Regions from separate parts of the Mus musculus genome. Here region 2 is linked to region 1. The links are chromatin loops, found by intact Hi-C in ENCODE. Cell type or tissue: left cerebral cortex. All regions are shown on one strand. Links, peaks and the distances in the headings refer to the core of each region. The heading gives the core; the rest is flanking DNA. Region 1 has its middle 280 kb from the start of Gm15501. Region 2 holds the start of Gm32647 (a long non-coding RNA gene).

Region 1 (5,396 bases), core at 340-5,339:
ACTGAATTTTTAGTGAAGATATACAGATATTATCAAGAAACACAAAAGAAGGATCATCTACCTACCCCATGTTCTACTATCTTTATCTATTTACATATATACATGCATACATATATATGTATTTGTCTGCATGTATATATAAATATAATATATATATATATATATATATAGAGAGAGAGAGAACTTTTTGAGATTAAAGAAAATCAGCAAATGGTGCTGGCACAACTGGCTGTTATCATGTAGAAGATTGCGAATTGATCCAGTACTATCTCCTTGTACTAAGGTCAAATCTAAGTGGATTAAGAAACTCCACATAAAACCAGAGACACTGAAACTTATAGAGGAGAAAGTAGGGAAAAGCCTCGAAGAAATGGGTACAGGGGAAAAATTCCTGAATAGAACAGCAATGGCTTGTGCTGTAAGATCTAGAATCAATAAATGGGACCTCATAAAATTGCAAAGCTTCTGCAAGGCAAAAGACACCGTAAATAAGACAAAAAGACCACCAACAGATTGGGAAAGGATCTTTACCTATCCCAAATCAGACAGGGGACTAATATCCAATATATATAAAGAACTCAAGAAGGTAGACTCCATAAAATCAAATAACCCCATTAAAAATGGGGCTCAGAACTGAACAAAGATTTATCACCCGAGGAAGACCGAATGGCAGAGAAGCACCTGAAAAAATGTTCAACATCCTTAATCATCAGGGAAATGCAAATCAAAACAACCCTGAGATTCCACCTCACACCAGTCAGAATGGCTAAGATCAAAAATTCAGGTGACAGCAGATGCTGGTGAGGATGTGGAGAAAGAGGAACACTCCTCCATTGTTGGTGGGATTGCAAGCTTGTACAACCAGTCTGGAAATCAGTCTGGCGGTTCCTCAGAAAATTGGACATAGTACTACCGGAGGATCCAGCAATACCTCTTCTGGGCATATATCCAGAAGATGTCCCAACGGGTAAGAAGAACACATGCTCCACTATGTTCATAGCAGCCTTATTTATAATAGCCAGAAGCTGGAAAGAACCCAGATGCCCCTCAACAGAGGAATGGATACAGAAAATCTGGTACATTTACACAATGGAGTACTACTCAGCTATTAAAAAGAATGAATTTATGAAATTCCTAGCCAAATGGATGGACCTGGGGGGCATCATCCTGAGTGAGGTAACCCAATCACAACTCTCACAATATGTACTCACTGATAAGTGGATATTAGCCCAGAAACTTAGGATACCCAAGATATAAGATATACTTTGCTAAACACATTAAACTCAAGAGAACGAAGACCAAAGTGTGGACACTTTGCCCCTTCTTAGAATAGGAAACAAAACACCCATGGAAGGAGTTACAGAGACAAAATTTGGAAGTGTGACGAAAGGATGGACCACCTAGTGATTGCCATATCCAGAGATCCATCCCATGATCAGCTTCCAAACGCTGACACCATTGCATACACTAGCAAGATTTTGCTGAAAGGACCCAGATATAGCTGTCTCTTGTGAGACTATGCCAGGGCCTAGCAAACACAGAAGTGGATGCTCACAGTCAGCTATTGAATGGACCACAGGGCCCCCAATGGAGGAACTAGAGAAAGCACTCAAGGAACTAAAGGGAACTGCAACCCTATAGGTGGAACAACAATATGAACTAAGCAGTACCCCAGAGCTCTTGTCTCTAGCTGCATATGTATCAAAAGATGGCCTAGTCGGCCATCACTGCAAAGAGAGGCCCATTGGACTTGTAAACTTTATATACCTCAGTACAGGGGAAAGCCAGGTCCAAAAAGGGGGAGTGGGTGGGTAGGGGATTGGGGGTGTGTGTATGGGGGACTTTTGGTATAGCATTGGAAATGTAAATGAGCTAAATACTTAATAAAAAATTGAAAAAATAAAAAAAGAAAATCAGCAACACCCAAACAGAAACAGATTTTGTTTTCTTATCCAATACCAAATGGTCAGCTTTGCAAACATACATACAAGTAACATTGTGCAGACTGAGCAGGTTATATTTAGGAATATATATATATATATATATATATATATATATATATATATATATATATATATATATATACATGTATATATATATGTATATATATATACATAAACATACACATACATATATATTCTCTCTCTATATCTCTCTCATACACACACACACACACACACACATATAGATGCAACATCAATTAATGACAAAAGAGGTCATGAATCTGACAGAAAACAAGGAGATATCTGAGAAGGTTTGGAGGGAGGAAATAGAAGTGAGAAATTATGTAATTTATTATCTAAAAAGAGAAAGAAATAATTTAATGAGAAAATATCTGAACACAACTTTTCTAAATAGCTATTTGCAGTTTTTAGTCATATATTTCTGTTTTGCAAGCTCTTGCACATATATATTGTTTGTTGAGCATATTCTCTCTCATGCTTTCTGTTTTTCTTCCCTCTCCTCCACCCTCCTGTTGGTTCCCTTTGTCATCCTAGACAGATTTACTCATTTTTATGGGATATTTGTTCATGATTTCATATATCTATATAAAATTCAAGAACTGCAATTGAGAGAAAACATGATTCTAGTCTTACTGCAATCAACTTAAGTACTTCAACATGATGACCTCCAGTTGCACCCATTTTATTACAACCTCCAAAACTTTATTCTTGTATGTATCACATTGTTCTTATCTTTTTATCTGTCAATGGACTCCTAGTGTGGTTTCTTTTGATCTGATTCTTTAAAATGTAAGAAATCAAAACCAATTCTTTATTAAAATACAGTTTTCTATATACTTAGAAAAAAGTTCCCATGCATGTTATAAATTAATTGAACCTTCTGTCACATCACTTTTCACAACTACATGATTTTATCAGTGGGGCAGCATGCAGATCTATCTATCTATCTATCTATCTATCTATCTATCTATCTATCTATCTATCTATCTATCTATCTATCATCTATCTATCTATCTATCTATCTATCTATCTATCTATCATCTATCTATCTATCTATCTATCTATCTATCTATCTATCTATCTATCTATCTATCAATCTATCGTCAATCATCTATCTGTGTGTCCATCTGTACACCTGTTTATATGTCTATCATTTATTTGTCTGTGTGTCTATCTATCTATCTATCTACCTATCTATCTATCTATCTATCTATCTATCTATCTATCTATCTATCTTTCAATATGTCTATCATCTATCTACTTCATGATAGGCCTGATTTGGAATTACTAGGTGTAATTTTTATATACAAAATTCAGCAGCATTTCTAAATAGTGACCCACAGATGGAGCTAGTAGATTTGGAAAATCAAGCTGGACTCACAGACCTGGTTAAACATATATTTTGGGGGAAGAATGGAAAGGTTTAAAATTATGTAAGTTTCAGGTTATTTCTGGTTACCACCCAACAGAAAAATCTGGTTCTAAAACTCTATTATAAAAAATTGGCATATCAGCAATGAAAGATCCAATGATTTTTGATAATTAATATTAACTAATCTCATCAACTTTTATGACACACAAAATATGGATCAGTGTTCTGATATGGTGTTGTGTCAATTATTTGTCTCTATATCTTAGCCAAACTTGAGGTGTCTTAGGATTAAATATTAATGTTACATGTAATTACTCGTTTGACAATATATTATTTAGCATAATATAATGTTGTAGGCATTTCTGTAATGGTAAGATGTTTTTCTGTACCACTTAGAGATGTACAGAAATACTTAGAAAATTATACATGAGAACTGTTTGTAAGTGTTAGGCTGTCACATCTTCACTTACTTGTACATGTGAACATGTCACACTCATTAGCATAGTAAGTAAGCGTGTGGTGCTTACTTGATTAAGTCAAGTATGATCTTTAACAGAGCTCACTGTTGGTGAGGAATTAGATCCCATTGCCATTGTAAGGATTTGTCACACATTCTAGCCTCAGTACTCTATCACATGTCTTATTTACTGTTGGATCTGGTGACTATGCTTCCTCAATGATCCACCCTTTATCGTGAATGATAAAAAGGGAATGCAACATAGAAATTTTATGAATGACTTAATAACTGTAGAATTACGAGAGCTTCAGTATTTCCTGTACATTTTATTCTTTCATTTTCATTTATATTCCAAAATGGCAGTTTTTCTGCTGATGCAACATTCTCAAGAACTTCTAGGCATTTCACAGCATCTCATAGATGCCACTCATTGGACAGGGAAGTTCTTCATGATAGTTTTTTGGATGATCTTATATATGTTCCTAGTGTATCTTTAGAGGTCTGAGAGAACTCATGAGCGCATGGCTCATCTCTTCCGTGTGATTTATTGCTCTGGGCCTTGATTCTTTCAAGGTACTAGCAATATGTCATCCAAACTTATTTTTGCTTTTCTCCCAGGGAAAGAATCCCTGACATTCAATATTTTAAGTTTAGTTTAGTTTTCAATCTGGATAGGCTGAGAACTTCCCATTTCATCATATGAAATTTTTTGTTTGTTCAAAATTTTCTTGAGTTTATAACATTCTAGTCACATATTGTTAACTAAAGGAGCAAGAACTTATCAGGTTGGAGTTTTTGGATCTACCATTACTTACCCCTGAAATCCCTTCATTCTCTACTCATTGCTCAGTTCTCAAGCCGCTTATAAATTGTTTGTTTTCTGTTACAGCAACAGTCTTTTTACAGTTGTGAAAATGTGTATACTTTCATTATGCTTCTACTATATAAACTCACAAAACTTTATTGTTTCTGGAGGTCAGAAGTCCTAAGTAAAAGCAACAGTAAGGGTGCACTGTTCAGAGAATCTAGTGGAAAATTTCTTTCCCACACTTTTCTAGATCCAAAGATTACTTGCAATCATTTGCTCATGAACCCTTACTCCATCTTCAAATCCAACAGCATAGGATCTTACAAACTTCCCCTTGACTTTTGCTTCTCTGCCTCTGCCTTATAGTGAAACGCCCATTGAATTCAGAATCATATTCCTGCCTCCAAATTTGGTGCTAATTTAATCATATCTTCAAAGAATCATTAAACATATAAGATAACATATTCATAGGCTTTGAAGATGCATATGTGAAGATGTATGGTATTATTATTCAACCTATTGTAAATATATTAAAAGAAGACCACAAAATATTGCATGGTAAAGGCAGTAGTTTAAGTTTAATAGTCAGAAAAAAAACCTTCTGTGAGAATGTAGGATGCTAAGATGTCACTCATGCCCAAAAGGCATAAGAATGTTCTAGCAAGCAGAACGACCAACCACAGTGCTACAATTATAATTATAAAGGTTGTCATATCTGAAGATTGGGAAAGAATACTAACGAGGCTCATGAAGAGAAGGGAGAGTAGTTTGAGATTAGGTTGTACAGAGTTTTAT
Region 2 (5,396 bases), core at 123-5,122, 580 kb after region 1:
TGCCTTATCTGACATGTTTAGCTTAAATTCACACAATTTTCTATATTTAGTGTTGTATTCTCTTTCTTTCTTTTTCCCTCTATGTGTGCGAGTGATATATATATATATATATATATATATATATATATATATATATATATAAATAGAGAGAGAGAGAGAGAGAGAGAGAGACAGAGAGAGAGAGACAGAGACAGAGACATAAGTGAGCGAGAGATATGACATATTATAAATGATAGAAAGACGAGATAGAGGATAGATATAGATAGTGTATCTATGTGTATGAGAGAGATATGAACATATATGCCTGCTTAATTTTGGTTATGGTGGTAGGTAACAGTCTGTTTATACATCAAGTTAGACTATAGTTCTCCATACACACAAAACCATTTAACTGATGAAAATAAATATTTGTGGAGAGAGTATAAGTAAATAGAACCCCTATCCCTATGCTAGATAACATCGTATACAGAGAAATACATTATTTTGTCAAGTAGCAAACTGAAAGGTAGAATAGTTAATGATATTATAACATTATTGCTAAATTTATTGAGATTTATTAAGATGTTATTATATGTAGACTGTTGGGAGTTGACTCCTAACAGAAAGTGGCTGTCATCTCTGCAGCCATCTTGGGCTACTTACTTACAGGTGGGACTTTCCCACCCTGACGAGAGACCTTTTGTTCCTAGCATGATGTTTTTGTAAGATGCCCACCACAGCTGAACACATTCTGATAACATCTTGTTTTTCTTCTATACACTATGGACTTGTGGTTAAGTGTCTCCAGTTGCACTCCCCAGCTTGTGCTTATATACCCATAATTGCCTTCCAATAAACAAAACTTGAGACTTGAGACTTGATAATAGTTTCTTGATCAGATAGCCTGTCTTGTCTCCATTCTTTGAGTCTCTTGCCCCTGTGTCCCCAGTCTTTCTCTTGCAGACCCCGTTGACTGACCCACAGACCGGGTCAGTAGACATAGCTTCATGTTTATAAAACATATACACAAATAACTAATAGAGACATAGTGTATGTTTCTTAGTCTCAAAATGCTCTAGAAATGCTCTATCTCTCTTTGTCTGTTGCTCTTTCTCCCAGACAAAACTGTAGTATAGGCAGTATCGTAAATGTTAATAATAAATAAGTGCATAGCATGAAAAGTTTTCATATTATGTTCAAGATATTTGTATTTGAAGTTATTTCCAGCTAAAAAGTACAGGTGTTTCTGTTTGTTTTCTGTTTGTTTTGTTAGTTTTATTTTTCTTAAACTATCTCAGTGGTTCTTAACCTTCCTGATGCTGTGACCCTTTAATATAATTCTTCACGTTGTGGTGGCCCCAACCATAAGATTAATTTTGCTACTACTTCATACCTGTAATTTTGCTACTCTTATAAATCATAATGTTAGTATCTGTGTTTTTTTTCAATAAGCTTAGTTGAGCCCTTTGAAAGTCATTGAACCCCAAAGAGATCATGACCTGCTAAGCTTAGATCTGCTAAGCTATATTTACAGAAATTTATATAAAACAATGGCCCCTTGGAAGATTGTTAGCCACTGATTTTCCTGTACTATGCTCTAAGGTCTAAAACTCACTTAAAAATTGCACCCAGTGCTTCTGTACTACAATATCAGCATGTGGGATATGGTCCCAGTGGTGCCTGTGCCACATAGTAAGCACCTCAGAAGTGCTGCCTCCCAGCGTGGGCTACAAAAAGTTCTACTTTCCATGGTGACCATTATCACCATCCTCATTACAGAGAAAGCTCCAGGAGCCAGGCACTCCATGACTAACTCTATCAACCTCCTGATCTCTATTTTTCTTTCCTTGTCCTGCATTGAAGGTGAAATTGCTTTGTTGACTTTGATTTCTATTTTTGAAGGGAGAAAAACATGCATAGTGGATCTCTTTTTCCAGATCAATTTATCTGAGTTTTAAGATAGATGAGCACCAGACTGAAATCACAGCAAGGTTAGAGAGAACAGCGGAGAAACTTTCTCATGTCACTCAGCGTATAAACTTTGAAAGGTTTGTGTTTCATAGTTGGCAGAGTTAGCTGAATTTTTCACCTTGAAAGACATGGGAAGAGGCAACCTCAGTCGACGAACTGTCTCCTTTAGATTGACCTATGGGCACGTCTGTGAGTCATTTTCTTGATTGCTAGTTGAAGGAGATGGGAACAGCCTACTGGGGTGGTGCCATCTCTGTTCAGAGGCCTGAGGCTGTGTAAGAAATGTAACTGAGCAAGTCAGGAACAAGTGAGCTAGTTCCCTCCACAGTTCTGTTTCTACGTTCCTGCTTTGGCTTCCCTGACGGATGAAACGGGTCCTGTGTGTGGAAATGAACCTTTCCTTCCCCAGGTTGTTTTATCACAGCACAAAGAATCGAACTAATGTAATAGGGCTTTGAACATTACTTGTGGACATTCATTATTATTATCATTTTAATCTGTATCTTCGTAGTTAACCCTTCCTAATATACACAGCACTTTTCACCTGTGCCTTGCATAGGTGTCTCATTATAGATATCCCACTCTTATGCTTCATATATTCATATGAAGCTTCTTAGGCTTAAGGGACTTGCTTACAGTTACATAATGTATAATGGTAAAATGTCTTAGTAGACATTCTTCTAATTAATACAGAGATGAACAAGGGATATCTAGTTTAAGAAGTTAGTTCAACCACCACAATTTGCTTGTAGCTACTCAATCCCGACGTGCTGATCTCTGCGCATTGAGTGGTTTGAATTGGTTTCTAGATAAGACCCCGAGTTGCCTCTGCAAAGAACACAGAAAGTTGAAACTTTGACACTCATCAATTAGGCTTGGTGGTCATGACAGGAAATTAAAGGGAAAAAAATCAATTCCAGGTGTAAAATGTTGAACAGAGATTTTCTTCTTTTTTTTTTTAATTTGGTGCTTCCAGAGTGAGTACTTTCTCTATCTTAGACTGATCCAATCTCCTTTATTTGATTGATTGTTGAATCTATTGAAGAGTGAGCCATTCACTTCAGCCTGAATTCCCAGCAGCAAGGTCAGTGAGGATGAATCCTCCCCTAAAAGGCTGGGGGTCTTTGTGGAAAAGCAGCCACCCAGCACGAGCCTTTTGAGTATGCAGAACACATCGGCTCAGCCTAAAGCTGGCAGTTGGTGCACACACACACACACACACATCGCTTTCCCCTCAAGTGAAGCGGCATGAGCATGAGCAATCGCAGTATCTCCTGTTTCCGGAGCTGAGACCGGCAGCCTCTGCCTGATTTATTGAAGGAGCAAGAGGATCCCAGTTTCCGCGCTAACACGCAGCTGTCACATCTAGTTGGAGACAGCCACTTCTTCCCAGCTGTTTACCTGCTCTGGCAAGAAGGCACCCTATTCCAAAAGCGAGTAGGCTGGAGGAGGAGTCTGCATGGTGCTTGCTGCAGGTAAAACCAGTTTTTAGTTCTCTTTTCTAACCAGCCAACCACCTCACCTACTTACAGGTAGGTGCTTGCAGTTTCTTCTTTACATATGGAAAATCTTTGTTGCAATATTCATTTTAACTGAGAAAGTCTTTTTCACTGTGTGAGACGCAGCAGAGAGGGACTTCAGAGTTCAGCAGTGATTCTTCTGATTAAAGTTTTAGTGCATATGGTAATTCCAGGTCTCCCTCCAGTCTTTCAAAGTAGACAGCAAATTTGAGACTCGTCCTCATTTTGTGATTCGCAGGCAATTTGACAGTTAGCCTAAGTGCATGAGTCTAACCTTTGAGTTAGTTGACAATTGTAATGGAACTCTGCACATGTAATATAAAGAGCTTTAAATATTTTCCTACTGCTGGGATAAATATGTATCAGCCTTCTAAAAGTAAAAGCCAATGGGTGGAAACTTACAGATTCAAACTCTTCAGTGTTTAAAGTGGGGTTATTGAAGCAGGAGGGAAAGTTGCTGAATCACAGCTTAATATTCATGCAAATTGCTGTATGTCTCAGACACGAGTGTCAAATGTCTTTTCCTCTTTAAAAAAAACTATTAAATAGGTCTGAAGGCTGTGGCTTTGAAGAAAAGAAGTTTTTCATTGTTATAAACTAGTTTGTCTTGGTGCAGTAACTATCTTGATAACATGACACTGTAAAGATTTAACCAAAAGATGCATTTTTCTCCACCAGAATAAACTAGAATCTAGTATTATATTTAGAGAGCTTTTGTTTTTCTTTCTCCAAATAAAGCTATAGGATTTTTAAGCCAGAGCTTCTATGCTTCAGTGATAATGCTCATGTATGTAACTTCTCATGTATAACATAACTTAAACATGTGTTTCTATTACCAGCAATTTTAATTAAAGGAAAACTTTAGAAATGTTTGCATGCTTTGTCAGCAATCATTTTTGTCCTTTTGTGGACAGGTTTGTTGAGAGATTAACCATTGTAGTTAGGCATTAGCCATATGGTTTGAAATAACCATAAAGAAAATATTCACAAGCCCACAGTCCTGTATTCAAGTCAAGTCCTTGACGTTTCTCAATGAGCGATGAGTTGAAGAGACAGAGGGGCTTTAATGGAGTTGTGGGAAACACACAGCTGGGAAACAAAAGTTCCCGTGCCTATGTGATGGCTCCAGCAATGTCACTTCACATATGGGCTTGACTTTGGACAGTTTCTGTTTATTATCCTTAGGGGTAAATGCTACCACATAATTCTCTGGAACTTGTCTTGATATGGATTCTGGGGTTCTTACGGAAGATACCACCAGCACAGGACTTCTCATTGATCTTGAAAGTCAAGAAACCTCTTTTACTAAAGAGGCTCCGAGGCTCACTCTGGAATCAAAGGGAGATAGGCGAGAATCTGCCTGCAAGCTGACTCCTTAGAGGGCAGAAAAAAAAATCCCAGAGTTGCCCCCTTTACTTGTCCTTAGAGTGCAGTGTTGCTAGTATCTTTACAGAACTTCATGGAAAGTTTTCATCCATAATAGAAATTTAACATTTATGTTTACTTCTACCTTTGCCTTTCACAACATCTGTTGTTTCTATGTGAGACATCCACACCCTTATTTAAGTAGATTCTGTAGAGTCCTGTGAGAAGCAATACCCTGAAAGCTTCACCTTATAATTCTAACTGCACACTTTGGTTCATACTTAAGCTTGGGATAAACGTGCAGATATTTCTATCTCCCTGGTATTATATCATACATCAAACCTGGCACTAAGGGTATGACAAGGCGGGTAGAGGGCAGACTGGACTTGAGGTGGAATCTTAGAGAGGGGCAAAGTACTCTCTCTGTTTTTATCTTGCCAAACTCTTCCAACTCAGCCTATAATCTAAGAGATCCAAAGCCATGATTTCAACACACCCAACTCTAGAAATGAAGGGCAATTTAATTCAGCTGTTGATCTGGGCTTTCTAATGTGCCAGCTG

Evidence for each region. Hi-C counts contacts between places; a loop is a spot of excess contacts. Peaks named below come from ENCODE experiments on the same cell type or tissue, not always from the same donor. Only the 100,000 strongest peaks of a DNase experiment are listed, where the experiment ranks them.
Region 2: a loop joins it to region 1, with 17 times the contacts of the local background. A loop is called at or near these places in 6 of 42 quality-filtered maps.

Annotation. Positions count from the first base shown.
Region 1 is chr7:93,460,255-93,465,650 of GRCm38, forward strand. No RefSeq gene overlaps it. Among named protein-coding and RNA genes, the nearest start is that of Gm15501, 280 kb to the left of the region's middle. In left cerebral cortex, for the core only: a CTCF peak has its summit at 3,319; a DNase peak (open chromatin) is centred at 3,343.
Region 2 is chr7:94,039,477-94,044,872 of GRCm38, forward strand. It overlaps Gm32647 (a long non-coding RNA gene), which reads left to right and starts at 3,020. Exons shown (of 6, transcript XR_869798.1): 1 at 3,020-3,482. In left cerebral cortex, for the core only: no CTCF peak of the experiment used is centred there; a DNase peak (open chromatin) is centred at 3,223; H3K4me3 peaks cover 569 bases.